4 separate regions of the Homo sapiens genome follow, and all the other regions are linked to region 3. A link is a contact called in ENCODE Hi-C data. All regions are on one chromosome and are shown on one strand. Each heading gives the region's core, a stretch centred on a gene start or an enhancer-like site at or near the end of the contact. The rest is flanking DNA. Distances are from core to core; before and after follow the strand shown.

What was found. A loop is a pair of places that touch in the nucleus more often than their neighbours do. Pooled maps may share reads with other maps.
Region 1: a pooled map shows a loop between it and region 3 (2.0-fold over the local background). The contact joins the promoter of COL2A1 here to the promoter of ZNF641 in region 3. A Hi-C loop is called at or near these places in 1 of 37 single-sample maps with no recorded cell type and 7 of 50 pooled maps.
Region 2: a map of gastrocnemius medialis shows a loop between it and region 3 (2.7-fold over the local background). The contact joins the promoter of CACNB3 here to the promoter of ZNF641 in region 3. A Hi-C loop is called at or near these places in 1 of 168 maps with a recorded cell type or tissue (gastrocnemius medialis), 1 of 37 single-sample maps with no recorded cell type and 5 of 50 pooled maps.
Region 4: a map of naive thymus-derived CD4-positive, alpha-beta T cell shows a loop between it and region 3 (2.8-fold over the local background). The contact joins the promoter of VDR here to the promoter of ZNF641 in region 3. A Hi-C loop is called at or near these places in 1 of 168 maps with a recorded cell type or tissue (naive thymus-derived CD4-positive, alpha-beta T cell), 1 of 37 single-sample maps with no recorded cell type and 8 of 50 pooled maps.

The regions. Positions count from the first base shown.
Region 1 is chr12:48,002,545-48,005,959 of GRCh38, reverse strand. It overlaps COL2A1 (collagen type II alpha 1 chain), which reads left to right and starts at 1,484. Exons shown (of 54, transcript NM_001844.5): 1 at 1,484-1,723. The coding sequence starts at 1,639.
Region 2 is chr12:48,816,646-48,820,276 of GRCh38, reverse strand. CACNB3 (calcium voltage-gated channel auxiliary subunit beta 3) reads right to left here and starts at 1,781. Exons shown (of 13, transcript NM_000725.4): 1 at 1,303-1,781. The coding sequence starts at 1,347. It overlaps LOC101927241 (a long non-coding RNA gene), which reads left to right and starts at 3,345. Exons shown (of 3, transcript XR_245978.4): 1 at 3,345-3,517. RefSeq lists a silencer at 1,514-1,983.
Region 3 is chr12:48,349,453-48,352,718 of GRCh38, reverse strand. It overlaps ZNF641 (zinc finger protein 641), which reads left to right and starts at 1,800. Exons shown (of 6, transcript NM_001172681.2): 1 at 1,800-1,933. RefSeq lists silencers at 1,290-1,369, 1,650-2,079 and enhancers at 1,045-1,781, 2,220-2,289.
Region 4 is chr12:47,902,964-47,906,427 of GRCh38, reverse strand. VDR (vitamin D receptor) reads left to right here and starts at 1,434. Exons shown (of 10, transcript NM_000376.3): 1 at 1,434-1,473. RefSeq lists a silencer at 1,312-1,441 and an enhancer at 2,825-3,024.

The DNA of each region.
Region 1 (3,415 bases), core at 235-2,734, 350 kb after region 3:
CTTTCCAACCAGAGCACTTGGAACTCCAGCCTCTACCAGGACAAGTGTCAAAGCATGATAGGCTAGGGATGGGGTCCCAGGACCCCTGGTGGAAGCCTAAGGCCCAGAAGTAGCTTCTTTCAAGTGCTCTCAGCTTCTAGGGGGAAAGCTCCAGAGAAACAAAACTGCCCAGGAGGGCAGAAGTTCTGGTTAAGTCAGACCCCAAATTCTGAGTTTCATTTTGCCTATAGTTCTTTGGGGGACCATATCGCTCAAAAGGAAGGTCTGTTTGGGGACGTTTCCTCCCTGGTATGAAAGGAGGCACCGGAGACCAAGAGAAGAGACCAGCTAAGCCCTGGGAAGAAGGCAGTTTGGCTAAGGTGAGAGAGGGCGCTCACCGGGGAAGGTGAGGTGAGGCGGCAAGCGGAGGGCTAGGGGGCCGACTGGGAAATTCTGGCGCTTCTCCCCGGCTCACAGAACTCGCCAGCTGGATCGGCCTCCCCGATCCCTGGCCAGGGCCGCAGCAGTGACCAACCGTCCCTGGCCAAAGCTGCTCTACGACGGCCGGCAGTGCCCACTCCCCGGGGGACTCCCGGACCCCAGCCAGGAAGAGCAGACACCACGTCTGAGCCTGGAGCTAGACAGTCCCCCCACAGCAGGCAGCTTGCACCGTTTAGTCTCGGCTCCCTCCGTCCTCTGTGGCTCTTTCAGTCCCCTTCCCAGGGCCTGCCCCTGCCCCCCACACCTTCACACAGGTCTCCTTCTGTGCAGTAACACACCAGCTCTTTTCCTGGCTGTCGGCTCAGGCCAACTTCGGCCTGTGCTCCAGAGGAAGCCTTCAACGCAGAGCTGGATGGGGGAGGGGTGGAGGGCAGTCGCTGTGAACGTCCAGGTGGGAGTCTGGGGACCAGGTACTGCAGGGAAGGGCTAAAAGATAGGTCGGGGTAACCCTTCAGATCTGGCTCAGCTAGCCTGTCTCCAAGATTTAGGACTCTGAATCTCTGTGGGCTCCTCCCTGTCCCCACTCCCAAACGCCTGACGCGGTGCCCCCTCGCCCTCCGCTGCTCCTTTCTACCGCTTTCCCTCCTCCCTCCCATGTCTTTTCCGTCCTTGGTCTAGGGCTCTCGGCCTGCGCCTCTGCAAACACCCCCTCCCCTCCAACTCCGGCAGAACTCCGAGGGGAGGGGCCGGAGGCCACCCTTCCCGCCTGTGGTCAGAGGGGGGCAGCGCCGCAGCCCCGGGTTTGGGGGGCAGGGGCCATCTCTGCGCCCCGCCCGATCAGGCCACTCGGCGCACTAGGGGTGGAGGGCGGGAAGCGTGACTCCCAGAGAGGGGGGTCCGGCTTGGGCAGGTGCGGGCACTGGCAGGGCCCAGGCGGGCTCCGGGGGCGGGCGGTTCAGGTTACAGCCCAGCGGGGGGCAGGGGGCGGCCCGCGGTTTGGGCGAGTTCGCCAGCCTCGAAAGGGGCCGGGCGCATATAACGGGCGCCGCGGCGGGGAGAAGACGCAGAGCGCTGCTGGGCTGCCGGGTCTCCCGCTTCCCCCTCCTGCTCCAAGGGCCTCCTGCATGAGGGCGCGGTAGAGACCCGGACCCGCGCCGTGCTCCTGCCGTTTCGCTGCGCTCCGCCCGGGCCCGGCTCAGCCAGGCCCCGCGGTGAGCCATGATTCGCCTCGGGGCTCCCCAGACGCTGGTGCTGCTGACGCTGCTCGTCGCCGCTGTCCTTCGGTGTCAGGGCCAGGATGTCCGTAAGTCTTCCCCCGCCCCTGCCTGCCTGCCTGCTTTCCATGCGTCCCTCAGCATCCTTCTCCCCGGCCCGCTCCAGCTCTGGAGCCCGCGGCTCCGGGCTAAAACGGCTCCCGGGGTCGTAGCGCGCCGACTTAGGCACAGGACACGCAGAAGTTCACCAAGAAGAGTTCTGCCAATCAAGGACTCTGTCCCAGGGTCCTCGGTGCCCATCGCAGTTGCAAGTATTTGCAGGTCCCTACGTTGCGCTAGAATACTGAACTTGCAAAGTGTTGGCTCGGAGAAGTTTGCGCACAGATATAAATGGGCTCTTTTCCACCAGCTTTGATAATTAGGCGCACATGCACACAGCTCGCCTCTTCGAAGCACTTCGAGTTCAGCAAAAACAGATCTCAACTCATCGAACTTAGGTGAAGTAGGAAAGAGAGAGCGCGAGCGAGGGAGCAAGCAAACGCCAAAGGGTTGACTTCACAGCCTGTCCAAGGCTTGGTGGCTGGTGGGCTCAAAGCAGAGTTAGACAAAGGGGACTAACACTCTGACACTGGTGGGCTGAAATCCCAGGCCACAAAGAACGGCTTCCGATAGGCCCTCTGAGACCTCAGCGCCTCTTTAGGGTACCCTCCCCCTCCCAGCTGGCCCTGGAGCAAGGTGCAGCCCTAGCGCTCATCTCGACTTCCCTCCGTCCGCCTGCGCCTCTCTTCTGATAAAGGGTACAGAAACTTCCAGTAGGAGAGGCCATCTGAAAGACGATAACATTCCAACCAGACCGTGCTTTTCAAATGCCCCCGAAAATAGCGCCCCCTTCCCCGCGGTCTTACCCCATTCCCCGCCGCCCCGAGGTACTACAATGAGTTACTTTTCTAAATTCTGGAACTCACCGAGCCAGGCTGCGTGGTGTGTGTGTGTGTGCGTGTGTGTGTGTGTATGTGTGTGTCAGGGAAGGGGAGCAGGCTGGTCGATTGCTACGGTTGCTACAACTATTTCAACCGGTATAGTTAGAGATGGCTCTTGTAGTCGGGTCCAAATGCTGTTCGGACTGCACCTTTCTACCCCTCCTTTGGTAAGGTCCACTGTCTGGGATTATATTCAGGACAAACGAAGCCTGGAAAGTGTATTAGGTAGAGAGGATTTTTTTTTCCACGTGTTTGGGCACGTTTCCGACGGCTGGGATTCCAGCCCTGTCTTTGTATGTTACAGATTGTAAATCAATCGCAGAGGGAAACTCTTCGGCGGGGGGAATAAAAGTTCTCTGCCTTCGAGGCTCTGTGGGCCCTCTCCTGCCACCAGGCTGTTTCCAGGGATAGCGTGGAAGGCGGCGGGCTCAGGCGGGCTTTCCGGTCATTAGCGCAGCGGGGGCAGGGCTGGAGCCTGCGGCGCAGCTGCGAGGAGCCGGGAGCAGGAGACTCTGGCCGGGTCACCCGGTAGTGCGCTAAGCTGGAGGCGCGCTCCTGGGCATTTGAGGAATACAGCGTGACTATACGTGGCCTGGACTCAGACTGACTATATTTTTGTACTACATTTACAAGCACACGCCCACAAAGCTGTCTTCTTGACTGACCCCTGCCTTAGTGCGCAATGGAATTAGCTGGGTGGCTTTAAAATAATTCTCAAATTCTCCATCCGGTATTAGGGTCGCTTGCTTAATTAGGCGGTAGAGCTCTCTCATCGCCGCATCTTTCCTGGGAGGGAGTGAT
Region 2 (3,631 bases), core at 532-3,031, 470 kb before region 3:
GTTTGTTTTCAAGCTCACCTTGGCACCCTGGGCTATACCAGCTGTCCCTTCAACTGTCAGAAAGAGGTGTCCACCAGAGCCTTGAAAATGATCTGATCTAGCGGCAATGTAATTAGCCCCAGAGGCCCCATGGAGAATTGGGCCCAGAAGGAGACCAGTCCCAGAAAAGGACAGTTGCCTATTCTGAACATCAGCATTCATCTATCCTGGGCCTGGCAGTAAGTGATGGGAGAAGACTTGAACATGAACTCCTCTTTCCGACCCAGGGGTGCTCCAACCTATTGGGGCCCCTTCCAAGCCATCTAGTGGTCCACTCCTAAGGAGGCCTTCTTACAGGACATTTGAGGGAAAGTTGTCAGCTCCAAGGGGCTGAGAAGCTGCTCCGCATTCTTGCCCCATCTTTCCAGGCACTCTCCCTGCTGTCTGAGCTCCGGGAATCACTGCTTAATGAGCTGATTTGTCTCAGTGGGTCAGGAGATAAAAGCAAAGAGGAGAATTAAATATTTATCGGTTGCCTGTTTCTCTGAGCAAAGCGCTTCCTCTCCATCCCCAGGCCCTCAGCTCCTCTGGCCTCACCTCCAGGCCCTCCATGCTGGGCAAGAGCTCAGGATGCCCGCTGCAGAGGAAGCCTCAGCAGGGGGCTGTGGAATAGATGGGGCTCAGTCACCTGGCCTACCCATGTGCTGGGCGCCCAGGTTTCAGCCTGGGAGAGAAACTGGGCTAGAGAAAGGGTGAGGAGATGAGGCAATGCGCAGAGATGGAGGGGGTGGAAGGGAATAATGGAGCTCCTCAAGTTTTAGGATCCGTCTGTCTGAAGAGGTTGGCCCCTGGCTCCCTGATGTCCTCTCAGCTCCCTGATGTGTCGTTTGCTTGAGGCACAAGAGGTCTAGAATGTCTGCCTCCCCAACCACCTCGGCGGCTCTCCTAGCTGTTGTGTTCAGACCCCAGAAATCCAGAATTTGGAACTCCAGACATGGCGTGTTCCCTCTCCAGAGCCTCTGTGCCCTCGGCCTCCAGCCCTGCCTTCTCCCACCCCTCTTTCCTGGGCCGTGGAGCCACCTGCTTGAGCCCTTCCCCTATACTGCCCCCTCTCTGCACACACCCGATGCCCCAGGGTCTGAGTCTGGGTCGCTGGGGAACGCTTGGCATGAAAATCCATCTCCCCACGTTCTTAGAGCGCCCCCCTACAAACCCTGCCCTGCCACTGAGGCGTTTTTCAAAGTCCTGAACCGGGGAAAGGGTTGAAGGGAGAGGAGGTGTCACCCCAACTTCCCCGCCCCCACCCTCATCGTGGGCACTCACCGCCTCCGAGTCCTCAAACCCGGGCACGTAGGAGTCGTCATACATGGGGGAGTCCGGGTCGGGGGAGCGAGCGGCGCCGGGGGCGGGAGCGGCCCGGAGGCAGGGGCAAGGACTGCGGGCCGCGCCCGGGAGATGCCACCGAGCCCCGCAGCCCTGCGGGCGGCGGCAGGGAGCGAGAGAGCGCGAAGGAGGGAGCGAGCCGCGAAGACCAGCTGCTCGGAGCTCAGATCACCGCTCCCCCCACCCCACCCCCCCAAACCCAGCCGGTCCCACCCCGAGCGCGGCTGAGGAATCTGGCGCCGGCTCCTACAACAATAGTGCCCGCCCACCTGACCCCCTCCCCGGGAGAAGGCGGGGGCGGCGAGGGGGCGGCGGCCACCGGGGAGCCCGGGCCAGGCCGGGAGAGGGGAACGAACCCGTGCTAGGTGGAAGGTGGGTCCCCGAGCACCTACGGGGCCGTGGCGGCGGGGAGGAAGGGGAGGAGAGGCTGCGGGCAGGGCGGATCCAGGCAGGGAGGAGGCGGGGCGAGGAGAGATGCGGAGACAGAGACGCTCGGCAACCCAGGAACTACTCCGCCGGGAAACAAAGGGCTGCGGCGGGGGAGGGAGGGGGCGCTGAGACCGCGAGGGAGACGCGACCCGGGCGGAGACTGGAGAGGGCGCAGGTGTCGAGGAAACCGGAGAGAGAGAGGCAGAGGGAGGACGGAGAGGACAGGAAAATGGGGAGACCGTGGGAGACAGAAGAGGCGCGGGAACGAGCGGCAGACGGGGGAGGGGTCCCAGGCGACAGCAGGGCGGGTCTGGGCCCGTGCGTCCCGGAGGCTCCGAAAGCAAACCCCGCAGTGGTCCCGGGGAGGAATGGGCTTGGTGCCCCCAGGCTAATGACAGGACGGCAGCTCCTGCCCCAACAGGTGCCCGGCCCCCTCAGTACGGGGACGCTGCGGCAAAGGCGGTGTTGCCCAACCCTTGAGAAGGGGGGAACTTTCCGTGAGCTGGGTAGGCCTCCCCACACCTGTTGCACGGATAGATTTTGTCTTAGTCCTGCCAGGATGGGGGTTCCCTTCCCCACTTCCCTGCCAAGGATTGTGCCAGACAGTGCCAAGGCATCCGTGGGAACTGGGGCAGAAAGGGGCTGTTTTAGGTGAGCCTAAAGGGAAGGGGAAAGAAGCCAGAGGGTGGAGGTAGGGGGATAGTTGTGGGTGGGATCCTGGCTACACTCGGGTTGGGAGAGGAAAGGGCCAGTCTCCTCGGAGTCACTAGGGTAAGGCCAGATTCTCCCCTTAGCAGAAGGGCTTGTACCACTCTGCACCACTCAGTCTCCTTTACAGGAGCATTGAGATTTGGGGTAAGAGAGCCGCAGCCCTTATCTTGAGGAAACTTTCCCCAAAGATCCACCCATTTGAGCTCTTTCCTTTTTTCATCTCCTGAGCAAAATTCCTTCTTTGATTTTTGACTGCCTACCTTTGTGCCCCACGAGGAGGATGTGCGTAGACAGGGGTTACACTTGGAGGCCTCCTGGTGCCCATGCTCTTGGCCCTGAGCTCAGTCCTTTTCCTTCCCAATTTCTCACACCCGGGAGTTCAGCAATCTGCTCATCCCTCCTTGGCTTGAGGAGAATCAGAAATCCAAAACTCTGACATGGCTTAGTAAGATCTATGGTAGAAAGCACTGTGCATGGGAGAGAGAAAGCCCACCCAAACCAAGTGGCTTCCCACCTGGGTCACTTATCGGTGTTATCTTGGCAAGACAAAGAAGAGCTGCATCTTCAGACTGACATCTTTAGTCTGTCTACTGTGGGTGGCCCAGAGCAGCCCTGCCCAGCACCTTCCTCATGCTGGGTTTGACAAACAACTTTGTTGCAGCCCCTGTGGCTGAAGGGACTGTCTCCTCTCCTGAGTCCAGCACCAACTGGGGTTTGGTCATATACTGGATTCTTCTGTATTGGAAGTTCCCAGACACTGCCCACTTTTGTGCCCTCACCCAGTTACGCAGTATTCCTTGTATCCCCCTCTTTCATCCTTTCTCTTCAATTCCTTCTTTCAGGGGCCTGGAGAGGTGTCAAAGAGTAAGACCCTCAAGGTGCTCTTCTCCTGGGAGATGGCTCTAGTGAAGAAAGCAGTGGTGGAGGCAGCTGTTTCTCTTCCCATCCCTGCATCCACTCTCCTGGCCTCTCCTTTTGGGACTCTCTCCACCCACAGAAGGTCCTGGGGCTGTAGGTAACAGCGGATCTGCCATCGGCAGCACTCCTTCCTCACACTCCTTGTAATCTCCTGCGACAAGGTTGTCTAAGTCTGCTCCTGAGGCATGTGTTGCCATGCCAACCATCCCCA
Region 3 (3,266 bases), core at 551-3,050:
GACGAGGCAATGCTGTGTCCAGCAGCGCCCATTTCCTTTTCCATGAGGCACACATTCTTTACTTCCCAGCCACCCTTCTGGGTAGGGCCATGTGACCATGCGCATGAGTTCTGGCTAAGGGAATGGGGTGAAAATGATACACACCACTTCCAGGACTGGCCCCTAATATCTCTGACAAGTTAACCACGGCCAGCCTCCCTTATCTGAGGGCCACAGATTTGACTACATTACCAAGGCCTCGGCATGGGAGAACCACCAAATGCAAGAAGCCTGGTCCTTCAATGAATTCAAGAAGTACAGACCCCACCCTCTGGCCCCAACCAACTTGTTACCACACTGTGACTTGTATGAACATAAGCCTTTATGGAGTTAAGCCCCGAGATACTGGTTTTGCTAGCCTACTCCAATTAACGCACCTTATATTTACCACCAGTGGTAGCATAAGTGAAAAGAACCCCTGGACTTAGTTCCAGGACCCGGGATAAAAATTCTGGCTCTACTACTACCCCGACATATCCCATGATCTGCTCCTAGAATATGCTCTATACTCTTCCCAACTGCGTGTCTACTGCATTTTCCTCTTTCATTAGACAGCCCTCCTGACTCTTCTCTGCCTCACGATTTCTGTCAGAGTGGGGGGCCTTCTCTGACCTCCGTCCCATACGTGGTCACTTCTCTTTGCTTCAAGTGCAGCGTACGTTCCTCTGTTTTAGAATCTACGTTTTTATTGCAAATATTTGTTGACATGTGCTTCCCCAGACTGTGAATCCTTTAACTCCCAGCATTTAGTTACAGTGTCTGGCACACGTAGAAAATAAATATGCATTAAACGAATGATTGTCACATATGACCTTAAGTGAGTCAATTATTTTTTAAGTCTACTAAATAAAATTTTTGAAAATTGTTGTAATGATGAAATAAGGAATGTGAATGTGACTTGTAGGTTATAAACAGATTCTAACAGCAATGGGTTTACTCACTGTTTGTAGGCCCTTCTCATCTTTTCTAGTCAAATCCATCTTAATGCTGCAAGGTAGCACTATCCAATAGAAATATAATGCAAGCCATATTTATAGCCACATTTAAAAAGTTAAAACCAGGTGAAATTAATTTTAATATATTTAACCCAATATACCCAAAATATCACTTTTTAAATTAAATCTTCTAAATCTTGGAACACATCTCTATTCAGACCAGCCACATTTCGAGAGCTCAGGTGTCACCTGCGGCTACGGCTCCCGCAAATGGGACAGCAGCCGCAAGGCCAACTTCAGATAGCAACCTGACTTCCCCTCAGGCAGAATAAGTGACTCCTCCTCAGTGCTCTCTCAAGCCCTTTATCCTATCGTGAAAACTAGAGGGTACGCTCCTTGAGGAATTCCAGACTGTTGTCTGGAGAAATCGCTCTCGGCCTCGGTCTGGCCTGTAACGGGCGGTTACGCAATTCCAGGTAATTGACGAACCCTGAGGACAGAACTCCGTGGGAGGCCCAGTAGCCAGAGCGGAAAATGGTCAGTCAGGCAAGAGTGCGGGCAAGTGGCCACAGCAGGCTGCGATTCCGGCGCCCGCCGCCCTCCAAGCGTCTCGGGCCGCACCCTCCCCACAGCGGCGGGCGCGGAGGTCCCGGGTTCGCGTTTGGGGGCGCCTGAGCCGCAGCCCCGCCCCCTCCCGTCCCTCCCTCCCTCCCTCCCTCCCACTCCTCTCCCTCCCACTCCTCTCCCTCCCACTCCCCGCACCTCCGCCGCCGCAGAGCCCCGGAAGCGGGCGGGGATTTCCTGTGCCCGCCCCGCCCCGCCCGCGCCTGCCGGGCCGCCGTCTCCGCCTGTCGCTGGCTCCGCCGGCCGCCGGCTCCCAGACGCAAGCGGAGGGCGGAGGGGAGGGGCAGGCGGCGCCCGGGAGGGAGGCACCGGGCCGCGGGCCAAGCCTACCGGGGGTGAGTGGAGCCGGGCCGGAGGGAGCTGCGGCTGGAGGGAGGGACGCCTGGCTTCCCGGGGCGGCTGGTGGGGGCTCGGTCACCCATAGGGGCTGGGAGGAGGATCGGCGCGTCTTCCGGGTTGCTGCCTTTCCCGGGGGTCTGCCCCGCTGACATTCTGTGCCCGCCTCTCGCCCTGTCTCCCCGTGCCCATCGCAACTGTCAGGCCCTGCGGGCTCCCGCCGCTGTCACTCGCGCACAGGTTACCCCGTGGCTCCCTTTCTCTTCACTTGCTCATGCCCCAGCTCATGGGAAACCTGTTTTCTGACCTCACTTCCCCTGCTCCAGTTCTGCCTTGCTCGGATTCTCTGAAATCTGACCCTTTCCAGGGGCACTGTGACAAGAAGAAGGGAAGAAGCAACCTTACCCCTGAGCAGGCTCCCGTCCCGCCCATGCCCTACCCGTGGCAGGGGCCAGGGTTCTCTGATGGACGGAGCCAACTCGTCCGTGTGCCCTTGGGCTACTCATTTTTATAACATGGCCCCTTTTCTGTTCATCAGCACTGGCTGCAGAAACTTCCTTTTGCAGGTCCCTTGCTACCCATATGTGTGAAGAAAAGGGGGAAATGAAAGCCCTAGAACCCACACTGCAGTGGGCATGGGATCATCCTGGAACCAGGAGAAACGAGGTTAGGGCTACCACCTTAACCGCCCAGGTGCTGGCTCTGCGTGAATATCTTAGGAAATGCAAGCTGAGGACAGGTACCCATCCCATCCTTTGCTGAGATTTTTGCTAGCACTTCCACGGATTTCTGTCAGTGGTATAGAAAAACTTACAGCTGGCCCAATGGGCTCTGCACAAAGAGGCTTCCCATTAAGAGACTCTGCTACCTGGGGGAGATGGAGAAAGGGTTTGAGACAAGTGTCCAGATATGTAGCTAGAGGTAAAGCCTTCAGGGAGGATTTGCACAGGAGCTAGAGAACCAGAAAGATGGGACGAAGAGGGAGAATTAGTGCCCTGTGTGTTAAAAGTGGATACAGAGCTGGAATTCAGAGAAGAGAGCTAAAATGGAAGTTTCCCTTTATTGCTTTAGCAAGAATTTTCCTTTCTCATGAAAAGTCTCTGAAAAGGAAACCTCCTAGGCTGGGAATCAGTCCAGGGTGCTCCCATGAGGCCCTGAGCCATCTTTGGACTTCTGAGATAAAAAGGGAATTTGTTTTTCCTGTGCATTGGGCTTAGGGTTCCCACCTACCTCTTTTGTCAAAGACAAATAGGCAAGAAAATAGACGACTTGACATCTGTGATTACCTACCCTGGCCTTCAAGGTTCTTGCAAGTGTTATTGAAAGGATGTA
Region 4 (3,464 bases), core at 185-2,684, 450 kb after region 3:
GTTCAATCAAACGCTATGCCTCTCTTCTGTCTTTTGTTTAAGTCTTCCCAGAAAGTTGCCATGATACCTCCATAATGAACTGTTGCAGTGCTTAACAAACTTCACTGTTGGAAGGTTCTTCCTTCTATTTAATCTCAGTCTATTTCTTTTAACCCTATTATTGAGTTGTGAGGGGCTGGTTATGATGTAGTCCAGCATAGCTGTCTCAGAAATGGTTCAGAGACCATTGCACCAGCAGATTTGCTGGGCTCTAGCACTAGTCCTTCATTGATTAGCTGAGTCATGTTGGGCATATCACTTAAACTTTCTATGCCTCAATTTCCCACCCTTTCACCTTGTCCCTCTGAGCCATGGTTTCCTCCTCTGTAAGAGGCGAATAGCAATATCTTCCCTGGCTAAAGGAGGTCATCGACTGCTGGATGATTTTGTGAGCATTTCTATTCCAGAAGATTATGTTGTAATTACTATTTATTTATACATTCTCCCACTGCACAGTGAGTTCTAAGAAGAGGGAACCCCATCTTTTTCACCTGTCCTCTAGCAGATAGAGCGGTGCCTATCACACAGTCAAGGGAAGCAGAGAATAACTTTAAGCCAAAATTTCCTGTGGTGAGTTTTCCGCAGCCATCCACAATTCCAGGTCTCAGGAGGTAGTCTTTATCTTTTCCCCTCACGCCGATGCCACGGGGCGGGGGGGGAAGGCGGAACTCGGGACCAGGGACCAGGGAAGCTGAGACTCAGCTCCCTTGGGTGAGATTCGCGACAGGCCGGGAACGTGGTCAGCCGCGGTCGCTGCCAAGGTGATATCGGGTGGGAGCAATGACGCAACTCCGGTTTCCACTTCGGCCCCCCGGGATATTTTACCCTAATCTGTGGGATCAGGCTGAGCTTCCTGGCGTTCTGCAGCAGTAACAGGTTGGCGAGCGGAGCCCGGGATTTCCCATTCGTGCGGAGCTAGCCGCCGGTGCCAGTCGGCAGGCGCCCCCCAGCGTCCCGCGGACGACGAAGTCCTGGCCTGGTCAGCCCAGGTGGGGGTGACGCACCTGGCTCAGGCGTCCGCAGCAGGCTGGGTAGAACCACGGCAGGAAGGGTGGGGGGCTGCATCCCCGATTAACACAGGCTGAAGCGGGTATCCGCACCTATAATCATCGACAACTCTGTCCCACAGAGGGCAGAAGCGTGCCTTGCCCTATGGACGACGGTCGATGAAAATTTCACGAGTTAGAGTATCTAAGGCTACAGCGTGGCCTATAGGGTGGTTGATTCCAAGTCAAGATGGTTGCAGCGCCAACGGAGCTCCTGGCAAGAGAGGACTGGACCTGTGGGCGGGGCGGAGGGGCGGGGCGGGGCCGGGGCGGGGCCTGACCGAGAGGCGGGGCCAGGTGCTGGGCTGTCTCTGCTTGTCAAAAGGCGGCAGCGGAGCCGTGTGCGCCGGGAGCGCGGAACAGCTTGTCCACCCGCCGGCCGGACCAGGTGCGAACCCGGGAGCAGCGGGAAAGGGGGTCTCAGGATAGGGACTCGGGGTCGGGGCGTCTGGGATACCGGGGCCTGAGCGCCCGGCTGCGAGCATTAGAGTCTAAGTCTCAGCGGTAAACTTGGCTACTGAGGTCCGGGCTGTCGTGCCATGAGGCTGGGACACTAAGGGGCACTGAGGTTTGAGAAAGCTGAAGTTCGTGCCAGGCTGGCGAGGGGAGCAGCGACATCCTCGGCGCTTAGGAGAAATGCTCCGCTAACACAGTGCTTAGCACTTGGGCAACAAGAAGTATTTGTTTCCTTCTTCTGTCGGGGCGCCTTGGCATGGAGTGGAGGAATAAGAAAAGGAGCGATTGGCTGTCGATGGTGCTCAGAACTGCTGGAGTGGAGGGTGTGTAACCTTATTTATTGTCTTACAGGGCCCAGGTATGGTCACCTGTGATGGTGGAGTTGGGTCTTTTAAGTAATTTTTTTTTTTTTTTTTTTTTTTTTACTTTTCTTTGAACTACCAATGAGTTTAGACCTAATTGGCCCTATTTTTTTTCAGGACAGCCTGTCAATAGATGTTCAGAGGAACTCAGGGGCAAGCATTTAAATGAGGAAGGGGCTCAAGGAGTAGTTTCTGTTTGAAAAGTGAGGTGCCCTGGATCTGTGGGTGGTGGTGAGGAAGATTCAGAAGTATCTAGGAGGGAACAGCCTGTGGTCTCCAGGGCCAGTGTACAACTGCCCCTCCTTCTCTTCACCCAGGGACCAGAGTCTGAGACCTAGCCTGGGCTGGGGGAGCCTTAGGTCTCCAAGCCCAGACCCTTCTCACAGTTCCTCCTCCTTCTCCTCCTCCTCCTCCTCCTCCTCTTGTTCCTCCTCCTCCTCTATGCGTGCGGTGAGTGAGTCAGCCTCCTGTCTGGGCTCAGTTGCAGCCAAAGGGGCCAGAGCCCAGGCAAGCAGTTGGGCAGGCATTTTCTGAGCATTGCAGAAGCTCTCCTGGGCAGAGTTCAGCTCTGCTCCAGCTCCCTGCTGGAAGGTGGTCTTCCTCATGGGCAGGGGCTCAGATACCCAACACAGCAGTGCTTATGGAATGGCTATGAGATGATTCTAGCAGGAGGTGACCGTGAAGGGATAGTGGCTTTATGATAAATCTACATCTCATCTTTCTCCTGGGATAAGGAGGTGCATCCCAGCACTGCAGGCTTTTCCAGCCCTTCCTTCCATTTCTGCCTAGTGGTCTCATTAGCAGCCCATCTCTGCTAGTGAAGGGGGTGAGCAAAAGAAATTAGGAAAGTCTGGGGCCAGAGAAGTCATGGTGTTGGCAAAGAAGGCTTTAACTCAGGCTAGGGAGTGAGGGTGATTTGCTGAGGTAGAAATGGGTTATCTGAACATTGGAGCCTCAATTCTATGGACTAAGAGTGTTGTGTGTTGAGAGACCTGCCGTCCCTTCCCTGTCCAAGTGCTGGAGGGAACTGTGAGTCTTTCTGAAACAGTCTCAGGGCTGGCATGCAGCCAGACCAGAAGGTAGTAAGACTGCACATTTCTCCCTGGCTTTTGTTTTGGGTGCTAGAGATCGTTGAACAGAAGTAGCCCTCCCTGCAGAGTCCGTGGCCCCCACTCAGCAGCCTCTCTGGACCTATTTGAGAAGAGTCCTGGGAGGCCAATCCAGCTGTGGGGCTGACTCAAACTGCAAAAAGCTGGGGAATTCACAGTCTATGCTCTGGCTGGGTCCCATGGCTTTGGGTTTGGCTGGTCTTGATCAGCTGTGACTTGGACCCTTACCAAGCTAAAGGAGGGACTAGAAAATGGGGTAAGAAAGGAGGGGAAAAAATGAGAGTTAGAAAGCCTTCCCAACCCTTTACTCCTCTTCGGCAGAGGCCATCAGACTTTGTTTGTATAAACATTATGGAAGGTCGGGTGCTGTTTGGGGTGCCCTGATAGTTTGTGTTTATGGTTTCTCAGTATTCTTCCCCTATTTGACCTCAAAACTGATCTCTTTTGTAACT